Linked DNA regions of Mus musculus: regions 1 and 2 are each linked to region 3. A link is a loop called in an ENCODE intact Hi-C map of the cell type or tissue named here. Cell type or tissue: heart. All regions are shown on one strand.

Evidence for each region. Hi-C counts contacts between places; a loop is a spot of excess contacts. Peaks named below come from ENCODE experiments on the same cell type or tissue, not always from the same donor. Only the 100,000 strongest peaks of a DNase experiment are listed, where the experiment ranks them.
Region 1: a loop joins it to region 3, with 2.9 times the contacts of the local background. A loop is called at or near these places in 6 of 42 quality-filtered maps.
Region 2: it touches region 3 in a loop (4-fold over the local background); 15 of 42 quality-filtered maps call a loop at or near these places.

The regions. Positions count from the first base shown.
Region 1 is chr14:51,899,928-51,907,927 of GRCm38, forward strand. Ndrg2 (N-myc downstream regulated gene 2) reads right to left here. Exons shown (of 15, transcript NM_001145959.1): 10 at 7,658-7,702; 11 at 7,319-7,370; 12 at 7,022-7,069; 13 at 6,763-6,798; 14 at 6,586-6,637; 15 at 5,344-6,379. The coding sequence ends at 6,213. Among named protein-coding and RNA genes, the nearest start is that of Ndrg2, 9.6 kb to the right of the region's middle. In heart, a CTCF peak has its summit at 4,944 (motif pointing left); DNase peaks (open chromatin) are centred at 3,100 and 4,054; H3K27ac peaks cover 576 bases.
Region 2 is chr14:52,116,134-52,124,133 of GRCm38, forward strand. Rpgrip1 (retinitis pigmentosa GTPase regulator interacting protein 1) reads left to right here. Exons shown (of 25, transcript NM_023879.3): 4 at 3,063-3,301; 5 at 4,340-4,439; 6 at 4,860-4,988. Among named protein-coding and RNA genes, the nearest start is that of Rpgrip1, 9.2 kb to the left of the region's middle. In heart, CTCF peaks have their summits at 3,303 and 7,960 (motif pointing right); no DNase peak of the experiment used is centred here; H3K4me3 peaks cover 1,616 bases; H3K27ac peaks cover 1,781 bases; H3K27me3 peaks cover 1,384 bases.
Region 3 is chr14:52,191,663-52,199,662 of GRCm38, forward strand. Supt16 (SPT16, facilitates chromatin remodeling subunit) reads right to left here and starts at 5,577. Exons shown (of 26, transcript NM_033618.3): 1 at 5,423-5,577. The coding sequence starts at 5,488. It overlaps Chd8 (chromodomain helicase DNA binding protein 8), which reads right to left. Exons shown (of 38, transcript NM_201637.3): 38 at 6,489-7,490. The coding sequence ends at 6,930. In heart, CTCF peaks have their summits at 4,180 (motif pointing left) and 5,895; a DNase peak (open chromatin) is centred at 5,659; H3K4me3 peaks cover 2,877 bases; H3K27ac peaks cover 2,142 bases.

The DNA.
Region 1 (8,000 bases), 290 kb before region 3:
CTTTAACATTAACAGGGAGATCATTCCTCGGATGAACGTGAAAATATGTACACTATTATATAAACAAGCCTTATACCCACATCAGCTATCAACACCCTTGGAGGCCCAGGCCCAGGCCTGCTAGCCCTGCCCCAGCAGCAGGAACCAGTCATTCTGTCCCTACCAAGGTCATTCCAGAATATATGCTTAAGAAGAAAACTCAAGAATTAGGCTTCTCACCGGGTAATGGTGGCACATGCCTTTAATCCCAGCACTTGGGAGGCAGAGGCAGGCAGATTTCTGAGTTCGAGGCCAGCCTGGTCGACAAAGTGAGTTCCAGGACAGCCAGGGCTATACAGAGAAACCCTGTCTTGAAGAAAAGAAGAAGAAGAAGAAGAAGAAGAAGAAGAAGAAGAAGAAGAAGAAGAAGAAGAAGAAGAAGAAGAAGAAGAAGAAGAAGAAGGAGAAGGAGAAGGAGAAGGAGAAGGAGAAGGAGAAGGAGAAGGAGAAGGAGAAGGAGAAGGAGAAGGAGAAGGAGAAGGAGAAGGAGAAGGAAGAAGAAGAAGGAAGAAGAAGAAGAAGAAGAAGAAGAAGAAGAAGAAGAAGAAGAAGAAGAAGAAGAAGAAGAAGAAGAAGAAGAAGAAGAAGAAGAAGAAGAAGAAGAAGAAGAAATAAGAATTAGGCTTCCAACCAACCTTCAAGAAGCCAGCTTCTTATTTCAGCTACCAATAAGCTGTTGTCTTGCCACACCCACTCCAGTAGTGACTCTCGTGACAGGCCTAAAATCCTGGAGGCAGTCCTGAGGTGAAAAGTTCACGGAAACTTAGTCTCCTTGAACCGTGGCATCCTGTAAAACGAATGCCCCAAATCTGTCCTTGCTTTAGTCGGTGAACGAATCTGTGGGCTTTCCCTCAATATTGTTTTATTATAAGAGCCTCTAAGAATTGATTTTGACATATAGCTAAGTTAGAATAGCCTCCACCAGTGTTCCAATGTCCTAGGCAGTGTTTGAGCCAACCCTGGGCTTGGAATTCAGTGAGAATCTTATCTATTCAGTAACATTTAGAATTACCTCTAGTATTGTAAGAGACAGTGAAAGTAATCAGGCATTACAGTTCACTAGAATAGAGCTAGTAATCTCAGAGCTAATCTACATAGTATACTTAAAACAGTAGCAGAGTCACTCCCATACACAGGAATTTCCTAGAGCGCAGGGGGAAGGTGGACTATACAATAGACTACAATTGGAACTATGGCAAGGGCATGAAGCCCTTGCCCCTGGCTTCTAAGTTAAAGCTGACCTTAGGTGGGGCTGGTTTTTGTTTGTTTGTTTGTTTTGTTTTGTTTTGTTGGTTTTTTTGAGACAGGGTTTCTCTGTATAGCCCTGGCTGTCCTGGAGCTCACTTTGTAGACCAGGCTGGCCTCGAACTCAGAAATCTGCCTGCCTCTGCCTCCCTTGTGCTAGGATTAAAGGCGTGCGCCACCACACCCGGCAGTGGGGCTGTTTTTGATCCCAGTTGCTAACACTGATTTTATCCCAGTTGGTTCCTGTTAGCTTTTAGTACGCATTCCTCTGTTTTGTTGTAAAAGTAATTTTGCATCAGATAACTTCAATGTAACTTGGATGACCTTAATCTATCACTTAACTTCTTTGTTTTCTGTAATGTGTAAGACTGATGCTCACTTGACAAATTACATTCAGATACAACACCCCCTTGTGTTCCTGTCTGTTTGTCACTTTTTCACCGATTCCCTGTCCACCTGTACCAGGACCCTGATTTCTCCTGCGGATTGAGGGGGGCCAACTGAGGCCAGTCCACAGCATTGTCTGAAGTAACCCTTCTGGACCTTTCCTGCCTCTGCTTTAAGGCCGAGGGACTGATGTGGTGTGGTTTGGTTTCTACGTTGCAGTCGCAGGAAAACAGTTTGTGAGGAATGCAAGAGAAACTAGAGTTCAGAGACTTTACTGGAGCAGAAAGAACAGGTCTTCAGGCAAAGATCAACATTTGACGGCTCCTTGCTTAGTGTGAGTGAGGAACTGGGTTTGATCCCCAGGACCAAAGAGAGAGTTGAGTGAAAGCCTCAGACTCACTCTGCTGGGGTAACCTGTGCCTCTCGGTCCTTCCCTGAAGAAGCTGTGGAGTGTAAAGAACAATGCCAGAGCTTACAGAGCTGGGGTGGGAGCACAGACACCCTCGGCAACCTGAGGAGATGCCCATTGCACTAGCAAAGAGGAAGCAAAAATAGATTATGCCTCAAATGCAATCTCTGGGGATGCTTACAAATTCCCAGCCTATATAAAAGATGGTTTGGGGTTTTGTTTGGTTTGGGTTGGGTTTTTTTGTTTGTTTTGTTTTGTTTTGTTTTGTTTTGGTGATTTTTTGTTTCTTTGGTTGGTTGGTTTTGGTTTTGTTTTTTTGTTTGTTTTTAGTTTTGGTTTCTGGTTTTGTGTTCGTAGTGACTCTACCTGGTCCTATCAGAGTATACCCTATATTTTCTATGAATTCACCATCATGAGGGAGAGTTAAATTGCTCCGGGCACCATATATCCTTGCTGAACCCTGAGTCTCAGGTCGGAATCCATCCCTCTTTTCAGGTTACTCCTGACTTACCTTTCAATGGTGCTGTTCCCACTCCAACCTTTCTTCTGATCTTGGTTTCACTTCTGCCTACTGTAAGGTCTGTACAATTATATATTGCTTAAAGACAAGGATATGTTCTGAGAAGCATATATTCAGTAATGTTTTTGTCGTTGAGAAAACACTGGAGAATGTGCTACACAACCCAAGAAGCCATTGGCGTCTGTAAGAGAATACTGTGGGTCTATTGTCACATAAGTGGTGAGATATATGTAGGGCTGGCCAAAATGTCATTATGAAACTCATAAGAGCTTCAAACTGACTGTAAGGTCCTTTTTCACTCTGTTCTGATTTCTCATTCTCTTGAGCTGTTTCTTACCTCACCTGCCCCTAATGTCTGGAAGACACTCAAATTCCTTAGGAAAAAAACAAGATTCAAAGCAGGTCTTGGTTTCAGGGCTGCCTTATGTTCATGAACAATAGGGCTGTAAGACTGGGGGCTGGCCACAGGGCGGCGCTGTGACTCCACAGGTGAACTAGACTATGTAGGTCCAAAAACTAGGGTCAACCAGAGACACCAAATGTCCTCCCCCAAGTTCCTGCAAAACACCTCTTCACCTGCCTTAGATTCTGGAGCAGAAACACCTATAGTTGTATGCACATACATGTACACTTAAATGAAATGTGAAAATCACTCTGCTAACAGTACTACTTTCGTAGGCAGATACCAAGCAAAGATTCCTCTTCCCTTCCATAATACACAACAGCAGCTCTACCAGTAAAGGCTGGTTGAGGTCTTAGGGCTTCACTTTTTCCTTACGTTGGGCTAAATGACCCCAGTGATTACATGCTTTGCATTCTTTCCCTGTGGCATTTCAGCAATCTTTTTTGTCTGACCCAACACCCATCCAGCAGCTAACTCTAACCCACTAACGCCCTCTTCTGACACTGGCCTACAACATGGAAATAGGCTTAGGGGTAAGGCTGCAGCTCAGTAGTAGAGCACTGGCCTAGCACGCACAAGGTCCTGGGTCCAATCCCCAGCACAAGAAAGAAAAGCCTCAGCAACAAGGACACAGTGGCTCACTACCGTGTTGGAATGTGAGCACTTGATGTCAAGGGGCCCAGTTTCCCACTCACTGCCATTGAAGAAATGCGACAGTTGGGATTTCCATAAAGCAAGCTTTAATGATCGCAAACAATATTCTATCTACATAATTCATAAAGTGCTTTCTCCTTCATATTTGTGTGTGTGTGTGTGTGTGTGCGCGCGCGCATGCGCATGTTCACAGTGTACTCCTGAGTGTTTATGTCTGTACACCTACGTGTGAAGGCAGAGGTGGACTTTGGGTTGATTCCTCCATCACTCTACGCCTAATTTTTTGAGACTGGGTGTCATCCAGCCCAACCCTCTAAATCAAACAGCCACCGTTGTCACTCCTGCTTGTAAAAGATCAGCACGCCTGGGCGTGTTGGCACGTAGGCAGGAAGCAGGGTCACAGGACCCTCACCTGAGAACTCAGCCCTTTGTGCCAAATTCCATGAGGCCTGGGAGTCCTGGGGAGGGAGCAGTCTACAGTCTACAGCCCAGGGAACACTAGACGAGAGCTCCACCTGAGCCGCAAACGGGGAGTCACCACCTAGGCTGGGTACAGACCTTCCAGGGTACCTGCCTTAAAGTTACCCATAATCTCTATGAAAGCTTAGTGAACTCGGTGGCCCCCCAGGGTGAACTCTGATAGAGCTGAGCTTTGCTTTGTTATTGGGGCGTCATGAGGAGACATACAGTGCTTAGCCCCACACCCTCAGGAAGAATGTTCTCTCAATACTAGGTCCCAACTGAAAATGGTGTCCACTGATGGGCTAGGCTAGCCCACTAGTGAGCCCCTGGGGTCCTCCTGTCTCTGCCTCCCAGCCATGGGATTATACGTGCACAGTCAAACCCAGATTTTTTTTTTTCAGTGTATGCTAGGGATCAGAACACAGGTCGTCATGGTGGCACAAGGACTGTACATGCTGAGCCATCTCCCCAGCCCCCTCCTTTTGCCTCGAGAGTCCAAGAAGGAACCTGCGACAGCTACAAGACATCTGAATCCCCATGGTTGTTACTCATAATTGCTTAACGGCCTCTTACAGAACCATCATTTTGCTCCCAGATCCCCTGGAATCCATCAGTGAGTAAAATCCTAAAAAGAAGTCCCTTTGACTGTGACCTTCTTGAATCACAAATAGGATGAACTTATAAGCAGCAGTGCCCTGTGGTACGTAGCACTCTGTGTCCGAGTTTACTCTCTTGCTGAATGATCCATCTAAAATGTACTCTAGGTAACGCAAAGGTGACATGGAGGCTCACAACCATCCTTAAAGAGATCTGATGCCCTCTTCTGGCAGGTATGAAGACAGTTACAATGTACTTACATATAATAAATAAATATATTGTAGCCGTCTTCAGACTCCAGAAGAGGGCATCAGATTCCATCACCATGTGGTTGCTGGGACCTGAACTCAGGACGGCTGGAAGAGCAGCCAGTGCTCTTAACCGCTGAGCCATCTCTCCAGCCCCTCAGTCGGTTTTCTTAAAGGACATGATATTGATGACATCTCTACAACAGCTCCTCTTTCCCAAGCTTAAAAATGCTATTAATAAAAAGAATGACACCACTTTCTTGGCTCCCGTGGTCACACTCTGTGCAGCTTTTATACCCCACAAGCCATCCCAGGTGCTTTCAGAGGAACAAGGAAAGGCAAGCAAGGGGCAGGGTACAGGCGCATTCAGACCCGGATTAACAATGCTGTTCAGTTTCCTCTATAGTTTATTGTCACAGCAGAAGTTGTGTGAGACAGGAGGTCACGCTCTACACGTCACAGTATGGTCAGAGCCTGAGGTAGCTCTTCCCACCCTGATGCCAAGCCCCAAGCAGTCGGACCTAAGCTCTTTCCCTTAGTCCCACTTTAGGTGCACGCTGACAGCTATCCAAGTTAGTGTGGCCAAAGGACCCGGGCCCCTCCCTTCTACCCCAGCTTCAATGTGTTTACCACTGTTCTTCACGGGCCACCATCTCCCATCCTTTCTTTTTACATGCTGGATATTTCTATCACATTAAGGATCACTGACCCACCAGCAAACCTTCTCCTGATAAACATTCATTTGGGACTATTGCCTTCAGAGAGGCCTGACACATCAAGGCAAAGCCACTGTCAGCTTTGGGGAAGGAGCTCCCCATCTCTCACCATCAACCCTACACACACACACACACACACACAACACACACACACTCTCTCTCCTACCCTTGCAAATATGGGCTAAAGAGGGGGAGTGATGGAGGCCCCGTGTCAGCTAGAACAGCTCATTGTTCCTCATCTATAGAACCTAGGTCAGGGAGAGAACATACAAGCCTTCTCAACACCAAAATGGAAGAGGGGGTAATTTAGGGGGCCCAGATCTCTAAGAGATATTAGGACACCTCACCTAGGAGCTAGAGGATATCACAGGTTAAAGGTCAAGGTTAGGGTAGCAATTAAAGATCAAGGTCATCTCCCTGCACAATCTGCCCATTTTCCTTGCTTACTCTGGCCCAGTGCCCTGATAACACCTCTTAAATTAGTGTTGCAGGAGGTGAGGGCTGGGATCCACACCAAGGCAATGAGGGTCATTCAACAGGAGACTTCCATGGTGTGCCCTGGGGGTCCAGAAGGGAGAGTCCCAGACTCGCTACTCTGCGACAGGGTGCGGGATCGGGACCGACTGCCATCGATGGATGCTGCACTGGTCAGAGATGCTGTGCGAGACCGAGATAGGCGAGTCATGCAGGAAGAGGCCACTGTAGACACACAATGATAAGCAAGCCATCAGAGATGAGTGGGGAAGACAGCTGGTAACTTCTAGTGGGGCCTAGGTGAAGACAAGAGCTGCGGCCAGAGAATCAGCGAGCTTGCCTTGTAAGATGATGAGTCCAAGAATTAGCCTAAAACAGGTCTACCCTCACAGTGGGAAGCCCTTCCTAATACCCTCTGTCCCAATACTCACTGTAGCCCATGCCTTGCAGGAAGTACTTGAAAGCCTCTGTCAGCTTGCCGGGCTGTGGGCATATTACAAGGAAAGAGAAGAGAGAGAAAGAGATGGTTAGATATCTTGAAAGTCACAGCAATGGCAAAGGGCACAACACGTCCCATTTCCTCGTCCCAAGATGGGCACTATACTCACCTGAGTCAGCTGTGGCTGACCTCCAGAGTCGGCCATCTGCTCAGGAAGGAAACACCCAGGGAAGAAGGATACATGGAGATATCAGACGATCCATGCCGCGGGAAAGGGGCTCTCTCCTCCCAGGTCCCTCACTCAGCCCCTTTGTTCTCCTCTCCCTTGACCCACAATGAACCCACAGGGCTTAGACACTGGAATTTAGAGTATGTATGCTCCTGGACTGGGGAGCGGGGAGCAAGTGAGGCTTAGGAGGCCCGCTAACCTTGAGGAACGAGGTCTGTGTGGGGTCCAGCTTTGAGTTACATTCCACCTGGAATAGGTAGGAGACTGAATGAATCAGGTCGCCCTCTCCACAGCCCTCCAAGGGACCCCGATCTTTTCCCTTTCGTCAGCCCCTACCCAATTACATCTTAACCCAAGTCAAATTCCTAAGGTCCTAGAGTTGCTCCTCCTGCCCCAGAGTTTTCGAGTTTGCAGCTTGGCAAGGTCCACAGCTTGGGTGAACCCAGTGTTGACAAGACCCCAACATTCCCTCACTACCCCAAAAGCCACCACTGACCACGGCATCTTCATGAGGTGCTTGGTCTCCAACCACCAGCATCACAGGGCACCTAGGGGCACGGGGTCAGGGAGAAGACAGTGAGCCTTGTACTCTCTCACCGACACTTCCCAGAAAAGCAGCTAAACAAGTGTCTGCCTCCGAGGAGGAGGAGGAACCAGTTGCCTTTCTCCTGCTGACTCAGCAGGAGGATCGAGAGGGAAGCCCCAAAGGAAGACAGCTTGTTACACAGAATGGAATCAGGGAGACTGGTAACTTCTCCACAAAGGTTAAGAGATGTTGGTACCAAGGGGCAGGGCAGAGACAGGACAAAGCCACATGCATCTACCAATGTCTTACTTGAGGGTCGTCTCACCACCTCGCTCAAAGTTCAGGTCTCGGCGGCTGCAGGGGGTTCAAAGAGAAGTTGTTTTTGACAGGCACTGCTGTCTACCTAGATAAGCTACCTCCTCCACAGGAAGCTATCTCCCTTATTTATAGTCAGCAGCTACTGGTGATTAAGAGAAAAATACCAAGGGCTGGGGTTACAACTTGGTGGTGGACTACCTGCTTAGTGAGCAGCTATGAGGTTTGATCTCCAAAGCGGTTAAAAAGGGAGGAGGGGACACCATAAAAATGGCAGGCACGGTCCAAGAGCACACCACCTGTAATCACTTGTGCCCTAGATCTCAGGTCAGAGGCA
Region 2 (8,000 bases), 76 kb before region 3:
AGAGCACAGAGAAAATGCAAACCACAAGGGGGATAAAGGCAACTCAGTAAGTGTGCATGGGAGTCTCTGCACTTTGCTTAGGTCGTTAAGGGAGAGTATAAGAGAGTAGGAGTTTGCTCTAAATTTGGTGCTGCCACAGTGAAGGACTAATTCTACACTCAGTTATCGCAGCAACTCTTGGCTAAGGGGGAGTTAGAGCAAAGGCGAACCTGGGTCTGATAAATAAGTTGCAGTTGTTACCCATAACATGGATTTTTAAAATTTTTACTTCTTTTGTTTTTGTTTTCTTTTTAAGAGAAACCCTGTCTTGAAAAACCAAAAAAAAAAAAAAAGATTTATTTTATTTTTTATTTATATGCATGTGTCTGTGTGCATGCATGGAGGTGCCCTCTAAGGCCAGAAGAGGTTGTGGGAACCCCTGGCTACTACAGGTGGTGAGCTGTCCAGTATGGGTGCTCTAGTCCTTTGCAAGAGTAGCAACCATTCTTAACTGCTGAGCCATCTCTCCAGCCTTAAAAAAAAATCGATAAACATTTAGCAGCAGGGTCGTATTATGTATCTTTGGCTAGTCTAGAACCCTTTTTTTTTGAATTATTATTATTATGCTTTATTTTATGTATGTGAATACCCTGTAGCTATCTATCTCCAGCCACCATGTGGTTGCTGGTAATTGTACTCAGGCCCTCTGGAAGAGCAGTCAGTGCTCTTAACTGCCTAACCATCTCTCCAGCCCAGCCTAGAACCCTTTATATCAGTGGTTCTCAACCTTCCTATGCTTCGACCCTTTAATACAGGTCCTCATATCATGGTGACCTCCAACCATAACATTATTTTCATTGCAACTTCATAACTGTAATTTTGCTACTGTTTTTTGTTTGTTTGTTGACAGGGTTTTTCTGTGTAGCCATGGCTGTCCTGGAACTCACTCTGTAGACCAAACTCAGAAATCTGCCTGCCTCTGCCTGGGATTAAAGGCATGTGCTCCCCACTGCCTGGCTTTTTTTGTTTTGTTTGTTTGTTTGTTTTGCTTTTTGTTTGTCTTGTTTTTGGTTTTTTGAGACAGGGTTTCTCTGTATAGCCATGGCTGTCTTGGAACTCACTCTGTAGACCAGGCTGTCCTTGAACTCAGAAATCCGCCTGCCTCTGCCTCCCGAGTGCTGGGATTAAAGGTGTGTGCCACCACGCCCGGCTTGTTTTGCTACTGTTATTAATTTTAATGTAAGTATCTGTGGAGATTCACGGGTTGAGAACTGCTGCTCTATGTAGACCATGCTGGCCTTGAACACAGAGTTCCACTTGGCTCTGGCTCCTGAGCACTGATTACAAAAGAGTGTTCCAGGATAACCAGCCTCCCCTCCCCCTTTTATATGCTTTGATGTGGAAGTGTCAGATCCCCTGTAACTGGAGTTATTTATAGACAGTTGTAAGCTGCTGTGTGGGTGCTGGGAATTAAACCTGGGTCCTCTGGAAGAGCAGCCAGGGCTCATAACTACAGAGCCTTCTCTCTGGTGTCCAACCCGCCCCACCCCACCCAGGTACCCAGCCCCTTTGTGTGTGTGTGTGTGTGTGTGCGTGTGTTTGGTTGGTAGGTTGGTTGGTTTTTTGTTTTTTGTTTTTTTTTTTTTGAGACAGGGTTATATTATGTAACCTGGCTGGGCTGAAACTTGAAGTATCTCGTCCCTAAGGTTGTGATTACAAGCAGACATCACACTCCAGTGGGCTTGCTTTTCCTCACATGGTAATATTCCCTAAATAACTACAGGACTTGGCCACAGTTAAATCCACTGCTGGGAGTAAAGGCCTGTATCACCAAGCCTAACTCAGAGATTAATCTTAGTTTAGGGCATTAATCTTAATTCAGCACTGAATAAAAAAGAATGAAAAGAAGGACATGACTGTTCCTAGCAGTGGAGAGGGTTTACTGTAGACAAGTGTGAGAGAAGAGGAACGGCAGTCTCCAAGGCTCTAAGAGAGAACATGGCCAGACTAGGCTGGGCCATTTGAGGAGAGAGGGACAGGGGGAGCAAGAAAAGAGCTGGGGCCTGGGACTAGAACCTGGCCAAGAGAACAAAGAGGTTTTTAAAAGGACTGGTGTAGCCAAAATCGCTGGATTATATCCGGAAGAGCAGCTAGGGGAAGGGCAGCCCAGACCCTGGACTGGAGAATTAAGGGTAAGGGGCAGGTATGCCAGCCAGAGGGACACTGTAACAGATAGGGACTGACGGATACAGGGAGAGCTGGAGGCCAGCCTGGTCTACAGAAAGAGTTCCGGGATAGCCAGGGCTACACAGAGAAACCCTGGCTCAAAGCAACAACAACAACAACAAAAAAAAAAAAAAAAAAAAAAAAAAAAAAAAAAAAAAAAAAAAGAAGAGACAAATCCGCTGAAATGGTCACTCCGTTTGTGGGGGAGGGGCCGGGCAAGGCGGTGTATTGTGAATAAGAGATAAGAGAGAGAACATACTTAGAGGCATCTGGAAGAGCCCAGAACAAAGAGAAAAAGTAGAATGGACTTGGTGAGAGAGCTCAGGGCAGACCATTCATTTGGGTGATGTGTAGCCGTGGGAGAAAAAACGCTGGTGGTAGCTGGAGCAAGCCTGGGAATTCTAGGACGTGGGGGGTGAGAGTAGTCTGGGCTACACAGAAATCCTGACTTGCAAAACAAAACGAAAACAGCAGCAATAAAATAAAAAGACAAACAAACAAAAAGATCCAGCTAGAAGGCATTTCTTAGTGATTGACGGGAGAGGGCCCAGCCCATTGCGGGTGGTGCTAGTCCTGTACTGACTGAACAAGCAGGCTGAACAAGCCTTAAGCAGTAAGTATCCTTCTACGGCCTGTGTGGCTGTTCCAGTCTCCAGGTTACCACCCTGTTTGAGTTTTTGTCCTGGCTTCCTTCAATGTTGGACTACAATGTGAAAATATAAGTCAAATACATAGCGACAGTAAGCCTAGCTAAGACATCAACGCTGGGGGCTAGCTCTGAGGCTTGCCCAACTAGAATCAAGCCTTAGGCATGAGTTGGTGTGTGTGGAAACCCCATGTGGCTTGTTTTGCTACAGGCGAAGGACGAACGTGCAGCGATCCACAACTACCCAACCGGACCTACGGACACTTGCTGTGCTCCAGGAGCCAGAGAGGCGCAGGCGGCCGTGGGTCTCAGCGTCCCCGAGCCCCTCGGCGCCCCCGCGCGCACCAGTTCCCGGGAGGAAAGCGCATGTGCAGCGCCTGTGTCCCTCGACCGCGGTAGGCAGTGCACAGCCTCGAGTCCACGCGGGACGCAGACTGCCCCACATAGCTGGTGTGTCTCTACAGCAGAAACCCAAGCGGAGTGAAGCTGGAATCACGCCCTCTCCCGGGGGTGGGGAGGGGACTGAAGCGCCAGTCACAGTTACCCTTTGTTTTCTCACCTTTCCACTTTCCTAAAATCCTTCCCCATCCCCCAACTCTCGTGTGCGGAAGTCGGGTCCAAATTTCTGAATTCACTGCGAGTAGGCAGCTCAGTGTCAGAGGGCTTGCTTAATATGTTTGAGACGGTAGGTAAATCTCTGAGACCACCAGACCACGAAAGTAAACAGAAATAAACAAACAAACAAACAAATAATAATAATAATAATAACCAAAAAAAAAAAAAAAAACCCAGACCCGGAGGGGAGAGGGAGTAAAAAGCGGGTAACAGCGATAAGGGCTCAAAAGGGAAAATTGTCTGCGGGAAAGAAGGGAACCATCAGGGAACGGCATGGGCGAGGCAGAGGAGGATGCACAAAGCGGTGGTCCATGTGTACAACTGCAGAACCCGCCATGTTATATGTTAATAATTAAAAAAAAAGTGAACATTAAACAAATCCGGATTCCCGGCTATGGTGGTTTATTCTTTAATCCCAGCACTCCAGAGGCAGATGCTGGAGGGTTTCTGTGAATCCTTCTGTGGTCTAGATATCGAGTTCCAGGACAGCCACAGCTACACAGAGAAACCCTGTCTCGGGGGAAAAAAAAAAATCCAGGCAACCAGCCGACCAAAATGAAATAAAGGAATACCTTTGAGCATGGCTGTACCAGGTTAGGCAAACACACAGGCCCTGGCTTGGACCAGCGTGCCTCTTTTTTCTTCCCATTTGTACCACTCACCGAGTCAGTATTTTGGGCTGAAGATATTTGCAGTTGTGATTTTATGTAAAAATAAGGAAGTGCCTCAGTGGCTAATTGTCACATAAGGATTTCCTCCAAGTCGCAAGGCTCTCTGTGACCAGCACTTGGTGTCCTGGTTTCAGCATGAGGTGTTCTGAAAGATACCATGGCTACATTTCCCTTTTTTTTTTTTCCTGCCTAAACTTTTCAGGGCCAAATGACAGGCGCAGCCATACAGCCCCTCCCGCATTTAAAGACTATGTGGCGGACAAGAACACCAGAATCGAAATAACCAGGGAGCCCAGCCAACTGTGAGTACCTCGGGCGGGTCCCATGTTGTTACCCACAAAGCTTTTGTTGGGAATATATCACTTAAGGACCAGTGGGTGTTGCTGATTTCTGTAATAATCAGAGAAGATGAAAGGCAGCTCTAAGTCAAAATTGCAAAGTCCTTGTTTAAAAATACAAAACAAGAGCCAAGGGGAAGGGCATTCCCTTAGTCCCAGCACAGACAGGTGGATCTCTGTAAGTTCCTGTCAAATCTTACATTTGTATTCATATTTATATTCGTGAAACAAGCATGTCTCCATCCTTTGAATGATAAATAAAAGTCCTTTAGGAAGTTTCTGCTTTTCCCATTTGTGCTTACTCTTCCTCAGTTAGAACAAGATAGTTTTTATCCACCAGTTCCTGATTTGGGCTAAATTCATTGGTCTTTGTATGCCTAACAGTACTCACACCATGACGACTGATTCTACACATGTGGAAGAGATCCCCAGATCTCCTGAGAAAACATCCAAAGTTGAAAAGCCTGAACAGAGAAGCTCAGAGGAGTGCACTCAGAAGGCTGCAGAGCTTCGGTGAGAGCTAACATTTTGTGCTTCAAACCATACTGAACAGAAAAGGCAAGGCTTCTAGCTCCACCTTTCTTCACTTCTGAGGAAAAAAAGATTTCCTTGTGTCTTAAATACAGACCTGCCCTTAGTACACACCTTTAATCCCCCAAAATGAAGGTAAAGTTACTTTGTACAAGGAAGCGTCCAGGTTTAAAAGTGATGTCTAATTGAGTGGCAGACAAAGTAACGAATCAGAGAAACATTTGACAAAATAGGATCTGCCCAACTCTTGGAAGGAGAGGAAAGGAAAGCGAAGCTTCTTAAGGGGCAGTGCAGATTGGGGGGGGGGGGGATAGGAGGGAATGGGAGAGGGGCGACAGGGAGAGGGAGAGGTCCTTTTACAGGGGCAGGGTGCAAAGAGAACAAGCTAGACTAGACACAGATGAAGACAGAACGAGACAGGGTGAAGAGCAAGAAGATCAGAATAGATTGACAGATAGTTTGAGCAATTCAGGAGAACCTGGGAGAAGCCAGATTGAATCGGTTATCATGGAGAGGAGTTTGAGTCAGAACAGCTGAGTAGACTAGCTAGCCAGAGATCAGAAAGAAGAAAGGGTGAGTTTATTCAGCAGCAAGTCTCAGAAGCTGAAAACATTCTAGACCTAGATTAGATTGTACGGAGGCTGGAAGCTTTCGGCACTAGGCCTAGGTTAGTAGACTGAGGCAGTAAACCTCCACGGTGACAATTACATCAGGCAAATAAAAGTTACTTTTTACACTATGCGTACCTAGAAAATTAGGAGAGCAGTGGTGGTTGGTGATTGCGCATGCCTTTAATTCCAGCAGGCAGATCTGTGAGTATGAAGCCTGTATATACAGAGTGAGTTCCAGGACAGCCAGAGCTACACAGAGAAACCCTGTCCCCAAAACTAAACAAAACACCCCCATAACAAAAAACCCCTGCATATAAAGAAGTAGGTGAGTTAGGTGTTACGGTTACGGTGTCTGCAGTTTATCCCAGCACTCAAGAGGCACACTCAGGTGGGCCTCTGTTGGAGGCCAGCCTGGTCTACAAGGAGAATCCCAGGGTGACACAGTGAGACACAGTCCTCTCAAGAAAGGGGAGGGGGAAGAGAAGAAGTGAATTTCTCCCTGTAGCCCTGGCTATCTGGAACTCACTCTGTAGACCACCAGGACCTCAAACTCAGAGATCCCCCAGCCTCTGCCTTCTGAGTCATGGGATTAAAGTCATGTGCCACCCCTGCCTGGCCAGGAATTTTTTTTTTTAAGATTTATTTATTATTTTATGTAAGTACACTGTAGCTATCTTCAGACACACCAGAAGAGGGAGTCAGATCTTGTTACGGATGGTTGTGAGCCACCACGTGGTTGCTGGGATTTGAACTCCGGACCTTTGGAAGAGCAGTCGGGTGCTCTTACCCACTGAGCCATCTCGCCAGCCCCCTGGCCAGGAATTTTTAAAGAATTAATAAAATATAGAAAGAGATGGATAGAATACTTATCCCTTTAATGGGATAATCTAATTTTTTCCTTCCCAATTTCCCATCTCAGCGCAGTTTCTTATAGGCCAAAGCCGCCTCTTCTCTCTTGTCTATGAGTTTTTGAAGCGTGTTTGCCCTGACATATCAGGCTTCATTCTTTCTCTAAGGCCTCCTCCCTACCATGTGGGTGACCTCCAGTGCCATCGTTGCTTATTTATCTATATTTTATGTATATGAGTATTTTTTGCCTGCATGTTTGTCTGTGTGCTACATGTGTGCTCAGTGCCCATGGAGACCAGAAAAGGAAGTTGGATGCCCTGGTACTTGAGTTGACATGGCATTCTCCCTTCCCTCTGCCATGCCTCTCCTTTGAGGAGCTGCTGAGATTTGCAGCTTGTCTGCCCTGAAGCATTTCCCCTTTAAACCTGACTAAGATTGTCCTAAAGCTGAAAGGCAAAAGGAATGAAGGAAGGAAACCCTGCACAAGTCTGTCCCACCTTTACAAAATATTTTATTTAACTTTTATTACTATTGTGTGTATGATGTGTGTGTGTGTGGGTAGGAGGTGTATAGGTGTACATGTGTATGTGGATGTCAGAAGACAACTTTCTGGGGCTGCTGCTTTTATTCCACTGTAAGTTCCAAAAGTTGAAATTAAGCTGTGCAACTTCTGTGGCAAGTGCCTTTACCTGCTGGTCCAAGAGTTGAGGATTTAGCTCAAGAGTAGTACAGGTGGCTGTGTGTGTGTGTGTGTGGGGGGGGGGGTGTTGCTGGAACCAAAGGCAAGACTCACCACACCTGGCAAAGAAAAAAAAATTTAAAAACTCTAGGAAGATTAGCCCAGTCAGTAAACTGCTTGTCTTGCAAGCCTGAGGACTGGGGTTTGGAACCTCAGCATCCACGGAAAAATTGGGTGAGGCGGCTCCAGTGTCAGCACACAGGACACAAGGGACTCCCTGGAGCTCACTGCCTAGCCAGATTCTCTGTGAGAGACCTTGTCTCATCATATAAAGTGGAGGAAGATACCCAACATCAACCTCTGGCTTCCACATGCCTGTGTGTGAGAATGAGTGCAAGTATGAATGTACACACACGCGTGCGCGCAAAAACACACATACACACACACACACACATACACACACAGAGACAAGTAGACTGCACTGTTTAGATTAGTTGTTCGGTTTCATAGCAAAATTGAATAGGGACTATCATCTACTCCTGTCTACAGCCTTTTCAGGTTATTTTCATTTTACCTGTATGAATGTTTTGCTTGCAAGTACGTCTGCACTGTGTGAGTGCCTGGTGTCTGGGGAGGTCAGAAGATGGGGTCGGAGCCAGCATGTGGATGCTGGGAATTGAACCCCAGCCCTCTGCAAGAGCAACAAGTGCCTTAATAGCCAAGTCAACTCTTCAGGTCTTTATTTTTCAAAAATGTATCATGTTTTTGTATGTATACAAATGAATTTTTGCCTGCAGATCCTGTCTGCCTGGTGCCTAAAGAGGCCAGAAGAGGGCGCCCTATCCCTTGGAATTA
Region 3 (8,000 bases):
AAAGATAAAAAGTAAAATTAAAGATAAAATGCCAGTTTTAACCCAAATGTGTAAAATTAGTGGACAGGATATCAGGCAATGAAGTAGGAATGAAACTCAAATCCCAGCATTGCACAGGTGGGCTTGATTTGAAGAGGGCCCACACCACCATCAATGCAAAGGAAAGGGGGACCTATTTGAACACAAAGATCTGCCTGCATCTGCCTCTCTTAAGTGTTGGGATTAAAAGCATGAGCTGCCATGTCCTGCTCAACTTAGGAATTTTGTCTATCAAATTTTTCTTTTTCTCTGGATAGATCTGTTCACAGCCTAAGAATATTTAAGTAGTAAGTCAAAGTTTAGACTTCAAACATTATCCACAATGTCATGATCTCTCCAATATGAAACCATACCCACACTTCAGTGGCCACTGAAACATTCTGCACAGCTTCCTCAACAGTGAGCATTTTTTTTGGTTTTTGAGACAGGGTTTCTCTGTGTAGCCCTGGCTGTCCTCGAACTCTGAAATTTGCTTGCCTCTGCCTCCCCAGTGCTGGAATTAAAGGTGTGCGCCACCACACCTGGCAACAGTGAGTTTTTTGAAGCTACCAATTTGAACCTTTTGGATCATTTTCTTTAGCTGCAAGGCTCTCAGCAAGTATTTGGGAGGAACCTGCTCAACCCTTTGCATAATGCTAGTGTGGACAATCCAGGCTGGCTTTGAGTAAGCTACGGCAGTACTCTAGGACAAGGTCTCCATTGAAGATTTTAATTTCTATATTTATTATGTGTATATGTGTGGCATGACACAATGCACAGGTGAGGAGGTCAGAAAACAACCTGTGGAGTTTTCCTTTGTGCAGCTTGTGGGAACTGAGCTCAGGTGGCCACTCTTGTAAGCAAGTGCCTCACTGAGCAGTTTCACTGGTCCGATAATTATACCGTGCATAGAAGGTACATGTGTGGGGACCAGAGGACAACTTTTCAGAGTTCATTCTCTCTTTCCATGGTAAGATCTGGGGATTGAATTCAGGTTGTCATTCTCAGTCAGTGAATGTTCTTACTTACCGAGGCATTTTATTGGTCCACTGAATTCTTTAATTCAAAGTGGGCTGAAGAGATGGCTTAGCATATAAGAGCAATGACTGTTCATCCAGAGAATGCAGTCCAACTGTAACAGCCATCTGATGGTTCATAACCATCTGTACTCCAGTTTCAGAAGATCTGACCCTCTCTTCTGACCTTTGTGGGCACCAGGCATGCAAGCGTCACAGAATATACATGCACTCACACAGAAATTAAAATAAAATCTCAAAAAAGTCCCTGTGCCAAAAACTTGACCTCCCCCTTCCTCCCATGACTCTTTGGAAGGTTGGTCTAGTCGAAGCAAGTGAGGTAAGATATACCCCTGAAGGGAATATTTTAACCTTGATCCCTTCTCATTTTGTGGATGCCATGAGATGAGAGGCCTCTTTGGTCATGTATTTTGGCTTTGCTGGGACCAAGTGCAACGAATTCAAACTTCTGAGAACACGAACCCAAAAGTGAGCTTTTCCTTAGTATATCTCAGATTTTATTAGAGTGGTAGAAATCTACCTATCATAAAATAACACATTTAAGATATAAAAATAACACATGAAAATATGACTTATGAAATTTACTTCCTACCTACCCTACTTTTAAAACTTCTGGATAAACTGTTCTCAAAACAAAAAGAAGAGGACAGGGGCTGGAGGACATTTTAATGGTTGTCACACTTTCTGTGCCAAAACTTTCTGTGAATTGTTTCTAAGACCTGCAGAGACTTTCTACAAGAAGTAGTAAGCACTTGCCCCACAAGGTGACACAGTGCAAGGGCAATGATTCTTTGTATGGCCAGAGAATGCGGTGTTATAGCAGGAAATGGAGTGTCTATGGTGTACAGACTAAGCCTATTTTCCACAAAAAGGTGAAAACTCTAAAGACTGCTGAGACCTCAGTGTGCAGAGCCCAGATGCAGGCCTCAGGGAATGCCACTAGTAAGGGATGAGAGCAGAGACAAGAAGAGAAAAAGGGCCACGTGATCCAGCTCTAAGCCTATTTTGTAATGATAAAATAACAAATAAGCTTTTACTTATTTTTAACTGACTTATCAATGAGACCACAATAAAACTGTAAGCCTTGGGGCTGGTGAGATGGCTCAGTGGGTAAGAGCACCCGACTGTTCTTCCGAAGGTCCAGAGTTCAAATCCCAGCAACCACATGGTGGCTCACAACCATCCGTAACGAGATCTGACTCCCTCTTCTGGAGTGTGTGAAGACAGCTACAGTGTATTTACATAAAATAATAAATAAATCTTTAAAAAAATTATTATGAAACATTTAAAAAAACAAAAAACAAAAAAAACACTGTAAGCCTTTACTCCCCCTCTCCTCCAAGCACACTTCCTGCTTTGAAGAGGCCCCAGGTCTGGTTCCTAGCAACCTCATGGTGGCTCACAACAGCATGATCTCCAGTTCCAGAGCAGCGGATGCCTCTCTCTGGCCACCATGGACACAACACTGCCTGCATGAAGTTGGCACATGAAAAGATAAATATGCATGCGTGCAAGCCACTTATTCACATAAAAATCAAAACAACAAAATCAGGAGCTAAAGAATAGAGGCAATCCAGCATTGAAACATCCCATGATTCAACAGGCCCACAGAGCAACCTGGCTGAGGAAACACTATGGAAAAGGAGTAAAAGAAAGTAAACAAATAAAACAGAATGTCAGAATTTTAGAATAAAAGACCAAAGAGAAACCTGTTGTGGTGCCAGGAGCGGTGTTTTAATCCCAGCACTCTGGGAGGCGGACCTCTGAGAGTTTAAGGCCAGAAACTCTAACAGAAAACAGAGACACATGGAGATAAATCAAAGTAACTTACTGCTTTGCTTAAAGTAAGTAATGCAGGAACTAAGTTTTTAAAAAAAATCTGAAACTATGAAAATATCTGCCTACTCTCAGAAAATTCTGAAAAAGAAAAGACAGCCATAATCAAATCTCAGCAAATGGTAGGAAGCAGCACAAAAGATCTGATACTACAGCTTACCCATTCTCACTGCAATGGACTCTTTTTTTGGGGGAAGGGTCACAGCTACCCACTACCTCAAGCTTAACAGCTGGCAAATAACCACATGAACAAATGCATTGGGTTAGTATTTCTTTTGAAAACAGCTGCAATTCTGGCACTTCATGTAATTCTTCAAGACAAAAAGCAGATGAAGGAATCTGAGGTCTGTTCATAGAAAGGTCTAGTAAAATAATAATTTTTTTTTTTGGTTTTTTTGAGACATGCCCAGTTCTAAAATAATTCTTAAATTATTAGTAGAGATACCAAAACTCTGTACCCCTTACTCCTTAAAACAGCCAAAAATTTAGGAAAGATTTTTGTTCAACCCCCAGTAAGCAGAATAAATTGATTTAATGATTAAAATCACAATGATGAATAGGCTGGAAATCTACCCCATAAATAGAAAACCCACAGGACGATCCTGTAACCCACTTTCATAATCTATCACTACCACCTAGGATTTCCCAAAGCAGAAACAAGACAGGCAATGAAAACCTATTTTACTCTTAGCAGCTCTGATGTTGAAAATAGAAAAGGTAGGACTGGATTAGACTCAATGTTTCAGGAATGATGGAAAACAGATTGGTGAGATGGCTCAGCAGATAAAGGTGCTTGCTATTTCGATCTCCTGATCCCAAATAAAGATATATAACTTGAAGACAAATGACTCTACAAAGATGCCTTCTGATCTCTATACATAAGCAGTGGCACTCATACTCACACATCAATGACATTGGAGTAGGTATTGTGATGACTTACATAGCACAACATGTACATACATTGGATGCAAATATTTCACCAAGATCCCAATACCAAAGGATGACATTCAGATGAAAGTTTAATGTATCAAGCCTTTCTACTCAAAAGCATGCTGTGTTAAGTTATGAAAATTATAATTAAAAGCTATGTTACTGTAACAGCCTTAAAAATAGCTTGATGAACTCTGGAAATAGAGAAAACACCAATATGTTTTTAAGGGGCTAGAAAAATGCCCAGTAGTTAAAATCACTGGTTGCCCTTCCAGAAGACCAGGTTTCACATGGACCTAAACAGCAACTAAATACCTTCTGTAATTTCAGTTCTAGGGTATCCCACGCCCTCTTCTGGCCTTCGCAGGCAATGCATGCAGGGTATACACAAACATACATGAATGCAAAATACCCATAAATATTAAAAAAAAAAAAAAGCTTTAAAAGTTTATTATTTCAGGGCTGGCTGTAGAAACGGGGGCTTTTGATTATCATCATTGCATACATCATAACACAGTGACAGTAAATATTCCCTGGATAGGGATATAGCTTAATGGTAAAACACAGAGGTGGTGGTAGGGCCAATCCTCAGGACCAAACAATATAATTTTGTGATAGAGACCACTAAGTCATCTAAAAAAAATTAGCCAATAAAGTGAAAAACCCTATATTATTTTCAGCACGCAATGCATCTTGCTTAAAAGATACATAGGCTTTTTTCTGATGAGGCAGGAAAAACAACCGACTTCAGTAAAGGTTCAATTTTATTTACTAAATGACGAGCCGATTGATACAGTCTCACTATGAAGCACAGGCAGGCTTGAAACTAGTCATTTTCCTGCCTCAGCCTCAGAAATCATGGGATTACATGCAGGAGCCAAGAATGGAGAGGACCAATCAGTATAAGATAGTTTACAAAGCTGAAACCGGAGTTGGTATTTTTTCAGAGCATTTTCGGCTTTCTTTTTTATCAGTTCTATTTCCCCTCACTCACAAGGTTCAGAGCCCAGACGATAGACCGTTCAGACAGTATGAAATCAATCAAACACTTGTGAAGTTAACAAGTTAACTAGCAAAAAAGTAAGTTTGAAATTATGATTATAAAACAGGGAAACTGCCCAATCTTTGGAGAAGCCCTGGAACTTCCACAGCGTTTTCCTCAACACGTGCCCCCGGTATGCTGCCGACATGGGAAACCGGCTTTGAGGCGTCCCATCAATTAATTCTTAGGAGAGCCCGCAGGTTCCCAGCGCTGGGTCTGTGACCCACGCAGGGCCTAAGGAGAAGCAGCGGGGCGCGGGAGCAGCATTTCTCAACTCCAGCAGAGGCCGGGGAGCGGGGAGCGCCAAGAGCTCCGGGCACAGCTTTCGCGCCCCTTTCCCGCAAACGGTAATTGTGGCGGGACCTGGGCGGGCCGCTGTGGCCGCGGGGCGGGCCAGGCGCGTGCGGACCCCGCAGGCGCAGCACGGCGCGGCGAGCCGGACGCTGCCGGGGCAGGCGGGAGCGCGGCGGAGCCGGAGGTTTCTGGCTGAGGGGGAAAAGGGCGCCGGGAAGCAGGCTATTATGGGATGTGGGGCTCCCGGGGGCGCGGGGCTCCTTACCCGCCAGTTACTGTACAATCTCTTCACTCGCCGGTAGTACGCGTCTTTGTCCAGAGTCACAGCCATTGCCCTGGACGCCGCTTCCCGTCGGGCTCCGAGAATCACGCGAGGTCCCAGCTCCGCCACCCGCGCTCGGCCCGGAATCCCGCACTCTCTGTGACCCGGAAGTACCGACCGCCCGGTATCCCCTTCCGCTTCCGGGTCCCTAGAGCGTCGAAGATTTAAAAAGCGAAAAAACCAAACCCACCGCTCGTTCCGTAGGGTGGCGGGAGGAAGGGCAACCGAGGACGCAAAAGTGAAGTCAACAGACCGAGGTGCAGCGCGGGCTCGCGGGCTCTGGAAGCTCTCTCCGGCGCCAGAGGCTCCCGTCACGTGACCCGCCCACTTTCCGAGCTCCGGGCGCTCTGGGCGGCGGGCAGAGGGAGGGGAGCAGAAAGAGCGGGACCCGCGTGCAGCCAGGCGCAGGAGTGAGTCCTCTGCCCCAGGGCAGGCCAGTGACCGCCCCGGGGAAGGCACTCTCAACCAAACACTGCACCCCAGAGGGACGGAGCCCACCTTCGCGAATAAGCTGCGCGGTGGGCAGCAGAGTAGGAAGGAAAGGTTCTGTTTTCCTTTAAGAGATGGGCCGGTAGGGTGGAAGGAAACAAATGGCTCGGAGTGGCTCCTAAACTTTGTAGTTCTTTCCAGCCTCGCGAAGACCCAAGTTGTGAAGGCACCCTTTTTGTCAGCGTGTACTTTTGCTGTATTTCATGAAAAGCCACATTATTCTCTGGCTTTCCCCAAGAATAGTTATCCTGACTAATTGAAAAAAAAAATATGGCTCTTGAAATTAATCCTCGTTTAAGAATGTGAAGTACAATTCAAAATATTTTACCTCTTTATCTTGTATCATTTCCTTGGCTTTAACAAACGGGATAACCCGCCATTATATATGCCTATTGAGGACTACAAATGGCTTTTCTATTAGTTGCAACAGTATTGAACTGTAGGAGAATGGTGTTTAAATTACGCAGCAAAAAACAGTACTTATATTGTGTTTAAGGAAACAGAACATAGGAAGAATGGAAAAGGATTAACTTAAATTTATTAATGCCAAGGGGAAGGAAGGTAACAGTTCCTGACCCTCCAGCTGTAGCCACAGTTTGGCCAGGAACAGGCTCTGCCAGAGGCTAGGGCCAGCGCTACATAGTCTGTGGTTAATGGAGGCGTCTGGGGAGGGGTGAGCACACCAGCTGCTCTAAGCTCCTTTGCTTCCCCAGAAACGAGGAAGTGGTCATTTATTATTTTTTTTTTTTAGGAGTTCCCCTGCCCACCCAATCCTCTCAAAATTGGGAGCAATTGGGTACAAGTTTTTTGTTTTTTTTTGTTTTTTGTTTTTTTCTTTTTCTTTTCACCTCCTGAAGTCTTGGGTTTCCCCATATTGTTCCCTGCCCCTCCCACATTTCCAAAGTCCAAGGGCCAGAGTAAGGGATTCCAGCAGCCACCCATCACGGGTCTATATGGGGCTTCAGTCGTCAGCATCTTCACTGGAGTCTGAGTTGGCTGGCATCATAGGGTCATCAATGAGTGAGAAGTCCCGTTCTGAGCTGTCATAGCCCTGAGATAAATCATCATCTTCTTCATCCTCCTCTTCATCATCGTCCTCAGGTTGCAGTGTTGGTAACCGCAAGGCAGTACCAGAGGTGGTAGTAGCTGGTGAAGAAGGGTAGCCAGTGGTTCTCAAGCCTGGATGGTGATGGTGGTGATGGTGGGGGTGGGGATGGTGGTGGTGATGATGAAGCATGGTGCTGGAGTCTACATGAGGGGGTGCTGCTGCACCCATCACAAACGGCATAAAAGGCAGAGATGCAGAAGTGGTACTGCTGTGACCCAGAGACGACACAGACTGTAGGTTACTACTGCTGTGTTGAAAGGTGTTATGCAGAGACAGGGACCCAGTGCTTCCACCCTGCATCAGGGCCATCATCTTAGAAAGGTCTGGTCTTGTCCTACGGACCCGTTTCTTGCTGTTCTCTGGTGCAACAGGCCCTGGCAAAACCCGGTTGAACGCAGTTTCAGCATAGTGACCCTGTGAGGTAGGAACAAAAGACAGTAAAAAGATGGAGGTTGGGGGAGTGGGGGAAGGGGACAGATAGGACTTGACTCAGAAACCACATATGTCCTAGCTTAGAAATGCTTGCCTGATTTGGCTTGATTAGTGTTAATGGAGGTGTTACTGAGGGTGAGATCAAGAATTTGATATTGATAGCCATGTGAACGGTAAGGTTTTTCCCCCTGCTTCATACTTTTCTGCAACCTTTTTACAAATGCCTTTTCCTTTGCTAGTAAGGGGTCTGAGTAAAACAGTGAATGAATCAGTACATGTACAGAAAAACTGACTTAATTGTAGCCCGAGAACAGTTTGTTGGCATGATCTTATGTGAAGTGCGGCACAACTACACAGACATTTATTTAAATTTATCCTCTGTTATTACACGATAATAGCTGAGCAAGATCAGCTTAGGATATCCAAGAAGATTATGGGAAAGTTCTCACCAAATTTAATAAAAATGTTCCACATTGATAAACATTATCTTTT